Linked DNA regions of Homo sapiens: region 1 is linked to region 2. A link is an interaction called in ENCODE POLR2A ChIA-PET data of the cell type or tissue named here. Cell type or tissue: Panc1. All regions are shown on one strand. Links, peaks and the distances in the headings refer to the core of each region. The heading gives the core; the rest is flanking DNA.

What was found. Peaks named below come from ENCODE experiments on the same cell type or tissue, not always from the same donor. Only the 100,000 strongest peaks of a DNase experiment are listed, where the experiment ranks them.
Region 1: POLR2A ChIA-PET joins it to region 2 with 15 read pairs; 1 of 35 experiments calls an interaction of 5 or more read pairs at or near these places.

The regions. Positions count from the first base shown.
Region 1 is chr7:116,344,616-116,350,660 of GRCh38, forward strand. LOC124900233 (a long non-coding RNA gene) reads left to right here. Exons shown (of 3, transcript XR_007060487.1): 3 at 4,744-4,902. Among named protein-coding and RNA genes, the nearest start is that of TES, 140 kb to the left of the region's middle. In Panc1, for the core only: no CTCF peak of the experiment used is centred there; no DNase peak of the experiment used is centred there; H3K27ac peaks cover 4,463 bases.
Region 2 is chr7:116,555,602-116,561,629 of GRCh38, forward strand. It overlaps CAV1 (caveolin 1), which reads left to right. Exons shown (of 3, transcript NM_001753.5): 3 at 3,345-5,578. The coding sequence ends at 3,686. Among named protein-coding and RNA genes, the nearest start is that of CAV1, 34 kb to the left of the region's middle. In Panc1, for the core only: no CTCF peak of the experiment used is centred there; no DNase peak of the experiment used is centred there; H3K27ac peaks cover 1,151 bases.

The DNA.
Region 1 (6,045 bases), core at 303-5,302, 210 kb before region 2:
TCAATATTTACAACGGATATTGGTCTGCAGTTTTCTTTCCTTGCAGTCTCTTTGTCTGACTTTAATATCAAGTAAATGCTGTCCTCCTAAAATTAATTTAGAAGTGTTTCTTTTTCTTCAACTAAAAAAAGTTTGGGAAAGATTGCTATTATTTTTTTCTTTAAATGTTTGGTAGAATTTGCCTGTGAAGCCATCAGGTCCAGATCTTTTTTTTTTTTTTTTTTTTTTTGGTGGGAGATTTTGAATACTGATTTAATATTCTCACAAGTTTCTATTCAGATTTTCTATTTCTTCATGATTTAGTCTTGGTAGGTTTCTTCTTGTTGCTAGGAAGTTGTTCTTGTAGGTTATCCAATTTTTTGTAGTATAATTGTTCATAACACGTTTATAATCCTTTTTATTTCTATAAAGTCAGTAGTAATGTCCCCACTTCTACTTCTGATTTTGGTAATTTGAGTCTTCTCCCTTTTTTCTTAGTTTATCTAGCCAATGTTTGTCAATTTTATTGATGTTTTTAAGTGATTAACTTTTGATTTCATTGATTTTCACCATTGGTTTTCTATTCTCTATTTTGTTTATCTCTGCTCTAATCTATTAATTCCTTACTTCTGATAGTTTGGGTTTAATTTATTCTTCTTCTTCTAGTTCTTTAAGTTGTAAAGTTAGGTTGCTGATTTGAGATCTTTCTTGTTTTACAGTGTAAGCATATATAACTATAAATTTTTCCCTCAGGATTGCTTTTGCTGTGTCCCCTAAATTTTGGTATGTTGTGTTTTCACTTTTATTGATCTGTAAGTATTTTCTAATTTCCCTTGTGATTCTTCCTCTCAATAATGAATAAAACTAGGCTGGGCATGGTAGCTCACACCTGTAGTGCCAACAATTTCGGAGGCCAAGAAGGGAGAACTATTGAGCCCAGGACTTTGAGACCAGATTGGACAAAATACTGAGACCTTGTTTCTACAAAAAATAAACAAAATTAGTTGAGCATGGTGGCATGCACCTTTAGTCCCAGCTACTTGGGAGGCTGAGGTGGAAGAATTGCTTGAGACCAAGAGGCTGAGGCTGCAGTGAGCCAAGATCATGCCACTGCACTCCAGGTTGGGCAACAGAGGCAGACTTTGTCTCCAAAAAATAAAATAAAAAATAATGGATGAAACAACCAGACAGAAAATAAGTAAGGAAACAGAGGATTTAAACAGCCCAATAAACCAACCAGATCTATTAGATCTAATATATATATATAGTGTGTGTGTGTGTGTGTGTGTGTGTGTGTGTGTGTATATATATATATACACACACACACACACACACACACACACACACACAGAACATTCTACCCAACAACAATGTACACATTCTTCTCAATTGTATCTGGGATGTTTTTCAGGATTCACTACATATTAGGCTACACATTAAGTCTCAATAGACTTAAAAAAATAGATATCTGATTAAATGTCTTCTCTCATCTCTAGAGAATGAAGTTAGAAATCAATAACAGAAATAAAACTGGAAAATTCCACAGAATTGTGGAAATTAAACAACACCCTCTTAACCAAGATATTGAAGTCTCTATTATTATACTACTATATTTCTCCTTTCAATTTTGTCAGTTTTTATTTTATATATTTTCATGATCTGTGATTAGGTGAGTAAATGTTTATAATTGATCTATCTTCTTGCTATACTAAAACTTTCATTAATATATAATGTTCTTTTGTCCCTTGTAAACTTTTTAAACTTAAAGACTATTTTGTCTGATGTTAGTATAGCCAGACTTTCTCTATGTTGGTTACTATCTGCATGAAATATCTTTTTCCATCCTTTCACTTCCAATCTATTTGTATCTTTGGATCTAAAGTGAGTCTTTTGTAGACAGCATATATTTGAATCACGTATTTTATTCATTCTGCCAATCTCTGTCTTTTGATTTGAGAGCTTATGCCACTTACATTTAAAGCAATTACTGTTAAGTAAGCACATACTTCTGTCATTTTGCTATTTGTTTTCTGTAGGCCTTATAGCATTTTCATCCTTCACATCCTATATCATTATCTTCTTTTGTGTTTATTTTTTTGTAGTGAAACATTTAAATTCCTTTCACATTTCTTCTGTTTGTTTTCTATAGCTACATTTTGTGGTTATCATGGGGATTACACTTAAGTTCCTAAAGTTGTAACATTCTAATTTGAATTTGTTCCAAAGTAACTTCAATAATACACAAAATCTCTGTTCCTTTAACAACTTCATTCTCACCCCTTTCAATTGTTGATGTCACACAATTATGTCTTTATACATGATGTCCAAAATACATTAATAATTATTTAAATGGTATTAGTCTCTTAAATTATGTTAAAAAATGTGGATTTATAAGTCAAAATTACAATATTACCAGCTTTTAGATTATTTTTAATGTATTAGTCTTTTAAACCATGTAGAAAACAAAAGTAATAGACCATTGTGACAATAATATTAGCTTCTATAATTGTCTATGAATTTACCTTTATTGAGATATGTATTTCTTCATATGGCTTCACATTACTCTCTAGTGTCCTTTTATTTTACCCTGCAGGACACTCCCTTGAGTATTTCTTGCAGAGAATATCTAGTTGTAATGAACTCCCTTAGCTTTTCTTTATCTGGGAATGTCTTAACTTCTGCCTTACTTTTGATGGACAATTTTGCTAGATATAAGATTCTAGGTTGACCTTTTTTACTTTTACTTTTTGTTTTACTTTTTACTTTTTGTTTTACTTACTTACTCTTACTCTTTGTTTTACTTTTAGCACTCTTAATATTTTGGCCCACTGCCGTTGGCCTTCAAATTCTCTCATGACAAATTTGCTCATAATCTTATTGAGTAGCCCTTGTATATGGCAGGTTGCTTTTCTCTTGCTGCTTTTGTTACTACAAAGGCCAGGGATTCGGTCTAGGTCCCATTGCTTGCTGCAAAAGAAAGCCAATCACTGAAACAATTAGTATTGCCAAGGAAGAAGGCTTTAATCAGGTGCTGCAACCTGAAACATTAGATTCAAGGCAGCGAATTTTAGAATAAGGGCCTAGACCCAGCCTCTGAGCTTCTCAATAGCCATTCTGGTGTGTGGCACTCTTTCTTGTCTTACACCCATGTTCAGGTGTACACTGAAGTTGTACAAAATCTGACTCCTCAGTAAATGAGCAAGATGTCATAGTCCTCAGGCTGATGATTCCATTTCTTTAGACATATACAATGTGGATTTTAGAGTGAGAGTAAAAAGTCACTGTCACCATTTAATGTACAAAAGGTAAGACTTGCAACTGACTTTACTGCTCCACAGACAGTCCTTTGGCCAATCACCATTTTCCTGCCTGGCTTCCCTGCTTGCTCCCCTTAACTGCTCACTCTGAGTATGAAAACCCTTCAAAGCTCCACGAAAGAATAGCTACAGCTCAGGGGCAGCCTTCACTACATGTGGACACCTGTGCTTGCAGAATGCAAAAACAATCACTAGCTGTAACACAACAATGTAGAAACTAAAATAATATATTAATATTAGTTTTAACTGATTGAAGAGCAAAAAAGCTGAAAAGAAAAAGTTTTGCAAGTAGGTCAAATTATGATGGCTGCCATGACTTTTTAGATAAGAGTCTTTGTTATAGAATAATTATTAAAAAGACATGGATTATAAAGCTTCTGATAGAGTTGGAAAAAAAAAACCAAATTACCTATTAGAAGGAAAAGTATATGGAGGCTAATCCTGGGGCTCTATGCTAGAAAAATTAATTGTTGTATCTCCAGTAGTTATTTAGAGAGGATATTTCCTGAGAAAAGTTAAAAAATTTGGAGAATCTCAAATATGGACCTTCACAAGCATGTGACACAGCACAGAGCGTTTGATATGTGTTCTGTGGAGTTACGAATTTTTGCAGTTGTTCAGTTTGAATTCCTCTGGTTGGATCTCCAGGGACTTTAGACATGGTTGGAATAGATGGTCTTACAGCAATAAAGACCTCATCGACAAAGGCCTGTTTGTGCTTTTTTTTCAACAAATCTATTTAAGCACAAGTCCTGTCATTATACCCTTTCAAATTCTCTCTAGCCCATCCTCTCATCTCCATCACATTGTCATTGCCTTAGATCAGACCCTCATCATTTCTCCCTTGGACGATTCCCATAGCCTTCTAATAGGTTTTCTTACCTCCAGACTTGCCATCCAGTCTATACTCTACACATCACTAGAATGATATGGGTAACAGGAAAACTTGATCATTAAAATTCTTTAATGTCTCCATACTTCTTCAGCAAAATTCCAAAATCTTTAACATAAACAAATACAACATTATCCCTGACTTAGTCTGCCTACCTCACTAGTCACTTCTTGTACTCCAACCTCCCCAACCCATCTACTTTGCTTTTCAGTAACACAGAACTATTTGCCACTTCCTTGATGCCACCTAATCCCTTGACTTTATGCATTTGTCTACTTCCATTTTCCACACCCATATCTTTAAACAGGCTCTCTTCCATCTTCCCAACACCACCTGGGATCATCTCTTCCAGATACCATCCCTAACACTACACTTTCTCACTCAACTGTCCCGCTCCATCCAGGATTGGTTAGGTGTCCAATTATGTTTTCCACAACACTCCAAATATAATTCTTACCAGCCAGCATGGTTGTGATGTTTCTTCTATACTTTCTCCCCACAAGAAGAAAGTTTTGTGAGGGTAAGGATCATATTTAATACTTGTATGTTCACCAGAAACTCATCATACAGTTTGGAGATAACATTTGTTGAAGGAGAGAAGAAAAGAGGAGAGAGGAATGGAGTGAGGCAGAAAGGAAATGATGACGAGCTACTCTTCAAAATTAAGCTGGATAACAACAAGAAATTCTAGAAAGCAATTGAGGCAACCTCCACCCTAAGACCCAGGTAAACCCTACATTTAAAGTGCTGTTCTGGGGCACAGTGAAAGATTTCTGCCAGAAAATTTGCTCCCTAGGATTTACATGATGATGAGATTACATGCTGCCTTGTGGCAACAAAATCAAAAGTCTGTAAAAGAAAAAGCGTGCTATGCTTCTGAATGTTTGGAGATCCTACAATAGATTTTTCATTCAGCTATTTTGTTGCTGCTTCATGAGCACACCTGACAGTCTTGTGGGATAATAGAAATAAACTTCTCATAAACAACGGTCAAATTTTTCAGATATATATTTTCAACACAGAACTAGCAAAATGTACACAGTGCTAAGTTGTGCCATCTCTGTACTTTACTACGCAAGGCACTTCTTTGATAATGTGCAGCAGAATAATGTTATAGCAGATTTCACAATGAAATCGTCAATGAATCTTCTTTCAGTCATTTCATTCGGGATCAAATCGGACATATGCAAAGTTCTTAGAATCACTTTTGTCAAATGGGGCAAAATTGCAGAGGTCATAGCAAGTAAGGAGCCATCCTCTTTTATAACTGCTATGCCCATCCAACAACCACAGCTTTCTTACCAAGATGGTCACCAAGGTCTGCTGCACAGGATTGCATACTCCAGAGCACCCTCCAGTCAGTGCAGACACACCAACCGCTGGTCAGCCTACAGGGGTGGTGTCTCTGCTTCTTCTGCCCAGGCAAAGCTGATATCATGCTAGAGAAAGGATAAGCCATTGACACCATCCCCAAAGGATCCTTAAGAACTAGCATTGCAATTTACATTATTGACCATTCAGTGTTGGTTGGACACATGGTGGTAAATTTAAGAGATCCTACTAGCCAAACAGTCCAAGCCAAGTTGCTCTGGGATAACAAGGTACTAGCATTGCAACTGGTCTGTGCTGTAACACCAGAAGGAAACTGAGTCTAGGTATGCTGTATCAAAAATCTATGATGATGTCTTCCACGGTATTCTCTCTCAAGGCCCTTTGTCAAAGAGGTCACTGCTACTAGGCCTTCCATAGGAGTAATTGCAGGTAATTTGGCAAACTAGGTCTTCCTAAGAGAGAGAAACTTGGGTAGGGAATGTCAAAGTCCATGATTCACATTCTATACCACAATCATGACCAAAG
Region 2 (6,028 bases), core at 1,029-6,028:
AAGAGAAAGAAAGAAAGAAGGGAGGGAGGGAGGGAGAGGAGAGAAAGAAAAAGGAAGGAAGGAAGGAAGAGAGAGAGAGAGAGAGAAAGACCTAGTCACCAAAAGCAAGAGATTTTTTAAATGCTACTATTTTTTGGGCATTTACTAATCATATTGCTATGCTCTGCACCCAAGCTAAGTAATTTAAATAAATTATCTCATGTACTCCTCTAAAACTAATTACTGCTGTGTAAATGGAGGTAGAAAGAAACTAAGCTTTATTTCTGCCTCTATTGTTTCTTTAACCTGCCTTGCTTCCTTTTTCAGTTGCACCTAATTGGCTGTACTTTTAGTTTTCTTTAAAACTGCCTTAAATTTCAAAGACTAAAGCAGCAATAACTAACTGAATATATTTATATAACATGTTATTTTTGTCATGTTGCTTTCCACCCCTGGAGACCTGCTCTAAATTCACTTGGACGTTTGAGGATAAATCATGCTCACTAGCAGTTTCTGAAAATGCAGTTTCACTGAAAATGCAGGCATCCAGAAATTTAGTAAGCAACTTAAAAGAAAGTGTAAGAATCTCCTATGTATTCATTGAAAAATAATTTGAATTTATGCTTAGAAAAATAGAATTATTATTAAGAAATCTTACACACTCATGTTTTTAAATATCTTCACTAAGGACCAATTGTGTATATGGTGTAACACTGTCCTCAAAGAACATGCCGGGAGAATTGTTGCAGTTACCAGAGGGTTAAATTTGGCAAACTCTTTTTTATTAACGTGCCTTTTAATTATGAAATAGCATACTCACCTTAGATAAAATTTGAAAACCATTTTTGTAAAGTGGTACAATATTGAAGAAAGTTGATAACTTTCAGACCAGATTTAAGCCTCAAATCTACCTCTCTTTTACCTGGACAACTCATTAGCATTTCTGAACCTCACATTTTTTCTATAAAGTGAGAATACTATATTATAGAGTTGTTGTCAGTTAAATGAGAACAGTGTCTGATCACAACTAGTCAACAAATGTTCACAACTCTTCCCCTCCTAGGAAAAGAATCTCAAGGCAGACCTGCTTCGGGTCTGCTCTGTAAAGAGGTAGGAATCCTCTGCTCCCGGTAAATTGCTTCCTAACCTTCTTTGGTAATAGACTATTTTTTAATAAAGGTGATGGATCATTTCCCATTATACACTCAAAATGTGTGTCCATTTCAGGGCAGTCATGGATGACCATTGCCCATCTTTTGACCCCAGATTAAGAACACCTGCTGTAGTATTTTAATTCTGCCTTCAAATCCTCTTACAAAACAAAGACATCTTTAAAAAATAAAATTCTTTAGGTGTCTTGCAGTTGAATGCAGGAAAACCAGAGCCCCTTATTTTTGATAGTTTTGGGAAGAATGCAGTGTCAGAACACAAACCCATAATAGACAAATAATTTGCACAGAAACTTCATAAAAGTATTGACCTGATTTGCCATGTATTTGCCACCTTTTAAAACACACAACTAAATGTTTACCCTGTGTCTAGATCCAAATGGGTGAAGAAAAATGAGTGACAATACATCTACTTAAGCTCACTTACATAATTGTGGCCATGCCGTTTTTTTCACATTACATTATTAGAACATTGGACAATAAGTCAAGAAACAGAATGTTCTACAAAATAAACTTTAAAAATTGGTAAGCATCATGTGCTTTTTCCAGAAGACATTTTATTTTGTTGAATCAAAGGTGGCTCTTTGGCACTGAGTAGCTCCGTGGAGTCATGGCAGTCCTCATTCCCTAATCCTGAGCCTGCCTGAGTCGCTGCTGTCAGTCATCCACTTGTTGGGATTTCAAACTGCATTAAATCCCCTCCTATAGCTGTCACTGCCAAGCAGTTGCACTGGCTCTGTCCTACCTTTCTGTTGGTAATTCTGTTTTTAATCCTGTGCTTCAGTGTAGTTTATATAAATCTTTACAGAGGGATAAAACTTCCTGTAATTAATTGTTTGGGTGAACATGTACCTGGGAGAGCTATTGGGAAAGGGGCCAAATTTGCATTCCAGCTCCTTTCATCCCCACCCTTGAGCTAACCAAGTCCTGTGGATTCTTCCCTTAGCATCTCTGGAACCTTCTTTTCTTTTCTTTTTTTTATGACCACCTTTCCAGTCCTGGCCCTTCAAACTTGAGTGACAGCAACAGTCTCCCTGCCTTGAGTCTCTTTCCTCCTTCTCCCAGTGTGCATACGGTTGTCAAACTCATCTTGATAAACTACTGCATCGATTGTGGCTACACTCCCCTGCTCCCACATCTTCCATAGACCCCACTGTCTGTAAAATAATATTCAGTCTGGCCTCAACCTGTCTTTCCAGCCTCGGTGACACAGGTCTATTCTGCCTGAGACACTTACTATGACACCCTTGCTTGTTCCTGGGGCTTTGACACATTTCCAACGTCCCATTGTTCTTCCTCTCCAAATCAGCCAATTGCCCAAGCCCTGCTCAAATCTCCCACCTCATGAAGCCTTCTTGATGCCTCCCAGCACACCATGATCTAATTTCCTGAAGTAATTATGCTAATTGGGCATTTGAAGAATTGTTAACCGATTATCAACTAACTGCCCCTTAACATTGCATGTGTAGTTGTCTTCAAAGGCAGTTAAATTATGTCATGTTCCTTACATTGTACTGAGTGCCTCGTATCCTTATCCATGTTTGGGGGTTTTACTTTAAGTCAAGAAATTTAATCACATCCATTTGGTTTTCTCTAGAGCTGTAGTTCTCAACCTTTTGTGTGGTAGAGAAACACCTAGAGAACATGTTTAAAAATATCCTGGGTTCCACCCTTGAGAGATAATAAGGTCCAAGGGGAACCCAAATATCTGTGTTTCAGGTCAGCTTATTGGCTCATCCTATTATACCAACTCCTCAGAAGGCCAAGGTGGGTGGATTCCTTGATCTCAGGCGTTCAAGACCAGCCTGGGCAATATCGTGAGACTCCATCTCTTAAAAAAAAAAAAAAAAAGGATTAGCCAAGTGTGGTGGCATGAACCTGTGGTCCCAGCTACTTAAGAGGCTGAGGCAGACAGATTGCTTGAGCCTGGGAAGTCGAAGCTGCAGTGAGCCATGATCATGCCACTGCACTCCAGCCTGGGTGACAGAGCAAGACCCTGTCTCAAAAAAATAAAAATGAAAAAAATCTGTGTTCCCAAGTTCCAAGTGATGCTGATGCTGCTGGTTGCCTTTAAGCATCTCACAAAGAACGAACTCATAAATGCTAATACAGTATATGTCTATGGATACTGAATAGTGGGTTTTTTTTCTCTTTTCTTCTATTCTGTGCTCATGTTGTGTCACTTCTTCCTTTTAGATTGACTTTGAAGATGTGATTGCAGAACCAGAAGGGACACACAGTTTTGACGGCATTTGGAAGGCCAGCTTCACCACCTTCACTGTGACGAAATACTGGTTTTACCGCTTGCTGTCTGCCCTCTTTGGCATCCCGATGGCACTCATCTGGGGCATTTACTTCGCCATTCTCTCTTTCCTGCACATCTGGGCAGTTGTACCATGCATTAAGAGCTTCCTGATTGAGATTCAGTGCATCAGCCGTGTCTATTCCATCTACGTCCACACCGTCTGTGACCCACTCTTTGAAGCTGTTGGGAAAATATTCAGCAATGTCCGCATCAACTTGCAGAAAGAAATATAAATGACATTTCAAGGATAGAAGTATACCTGATTTTTTTTCCTTTTAATTTTCCTGGTGCCAATTTCAAGTTCCAAGTTGCTAATACAGCAACAATTTATGAATTGAATTATCTTGGTTGAAAATAAAAAGATCACTTTCTCAGTTTTCATAAGTATTATGTCTCTTCTGAGCTATTTCATCTATTTTTGGCAGTCTGAATTTTTAAAACCCATTTAAATTTTTTTCCTTACCTTTTTATTTGCATGTGGATCAACCATCGCTTTATTGGCTGAGATATGAACATATTGTTGAAAGGTAATTTGAGAGAAATATGAAGAACTGAGGAGGAAAAAAAAAAAAAAGAAAAGAACCAACAACCTCAACTGCCTACTCCAAAATGTTGGTCATTTTATGTTAAGGGAAGAATTCCAGGGTATGGCCATGGAGTGTACAAGTATGTGGGCAGATTTTCAGCAAACTCTTTTCCCACTGTTTAAGGAGTTAGTGGATTACTGCCATTCACTTCATAATCCAGTAGGATCCAGTGATCCTTACAAGTTAGAAAACATAATCTTCTGCCTTCTCATGATCCAACTAATGCCTTACTCTTCTTGAAATTTTAACCTATGATATTTTCTGTGCCTGAATATTTGTTATGTAGATAACAAGACCTCAGTGCCTTCCTGTTTTTCACATTTTCCTTTTCAAATAGGGTCTAACTCAGCAACTCGCTTTAGGTCAGCAGCCTCCCTGAAGACCAAAATTAGAATATCCATGACCTAGTTTTCCATGCGTGTTTCTGACTCTGAGCTACAGAGTCTGGTGAAGCTCACTTCTGGGCTTCATCTGGCAACATCTTTATCCGTAGTGGGTATGGTTGACACTAGCCCAATGAAATGAATTAAAGTGGACCAATAGGGCTGAGCTCTCTGTGGGCTGGCAGTCCTGGAAGCCAGCTTTCCCTGCCTCTCATCAACTGAATGAGGTCAGCATGTCTATTCAGCTTCGTTTATTTTCAAGAATAATCACGCTTTCCTGAATCCAAACTAATCCATCACCGGGGTGGTTTAGTGGCTCAACATTGTGTTCCCATTTCAGCTGATCAGTGGGCCTCCAAGGAGGGGCTGTAAAATGGAGGCCATTGTGTGAGCCTATCAGAGTTGCTGCAAACCTGACCCCTGCTCAGTAAAGCACTTGCAACCGTCTGTTATGCTGTGACACATGGCCCCTCCCCCTGCCAGGAGCTTTGGACCTAATCCAAGCATCCCTTTGCCCAGAAAGAAGATGGGGGAGGAGGCAGTAATAAAAAGATTGAAGTATTTTGCTGGAATAAGTTCAAATTCTTCTGAACTCAAACTGAGGAATTTCACCTGTAAACCTGAGTCGTACAGAAAGCTGCCTGGTATATCCAAAAGCTTTTTATTCCTCCTGCTCATATTGTGATTCTGCCTTTGGGGACTTTTCTTAAACCTTCAGTTATGATTTTTTTTTCATACACTTATTGGAACTCTGCTTGATTTTTGCCTCTTCCAGTCTTCCTGACACTTTAATTACCAACCTGTTACCTACTTTGACTTTTTGCATTTAAAACAGACACTGGCATGGATATAGTTTTACTTTTAAACTGTGTACATAACTGAAAATGTGCTATACTGCATACTTTTTAAATGTAAAGATATTTTTATCTTTATATGAAGAAAATCACTTAGGAAATGGCTTTGTGATTCAATCTGTAAACTGTGTATTCCAAGACATGTCTGTTCTACATAGATGCTTAGTCCCTCATGCAAATCAATTACTGGTCCAAAAGATTGCTGAAATTTTATATGCTTACTGATATATTTTACAATTTTTTATCATGCATGTCCTGTAAAGGTTACAAGCCTGCACAATAAAAATGTTTAACGGTTAAACAGTCAGCTTTATTATTTTTTCCCAAAACAGGTGTTTATGTGTCAGAGTCTGTGTATGTCTATGTATTTGTATGTAATGAGCATGTGCATAGTGTGTGTATGTGTTTGTATGTGTTTGTGGGGGGTAATGGTCTCCCACTTTAAAATTATTACAAAGTCACTTAGGATATTTCTGCTAAGGTCATCACCATTTATGAGTTGCTTCAGATAAAAGTTATAATTAATAACAAAGTTTTTTTAGCAATTTGCCCAATGTTTTATATGTCATCTAATTTGAGCCCCCAGCAAGCTTGTGTGATGGATATTAATACTCTTAACTTAGCGAAAGACACAATTTGCATTCGGGGCCAATGCCTTCAACTTTGCCATGCCTTAACTGGGTTTTAAAGAGGTATATTGCAGTCTCAATTTATGTTTGTTGCTTGGCTAAGTTTACCTTCAGGACTCCTA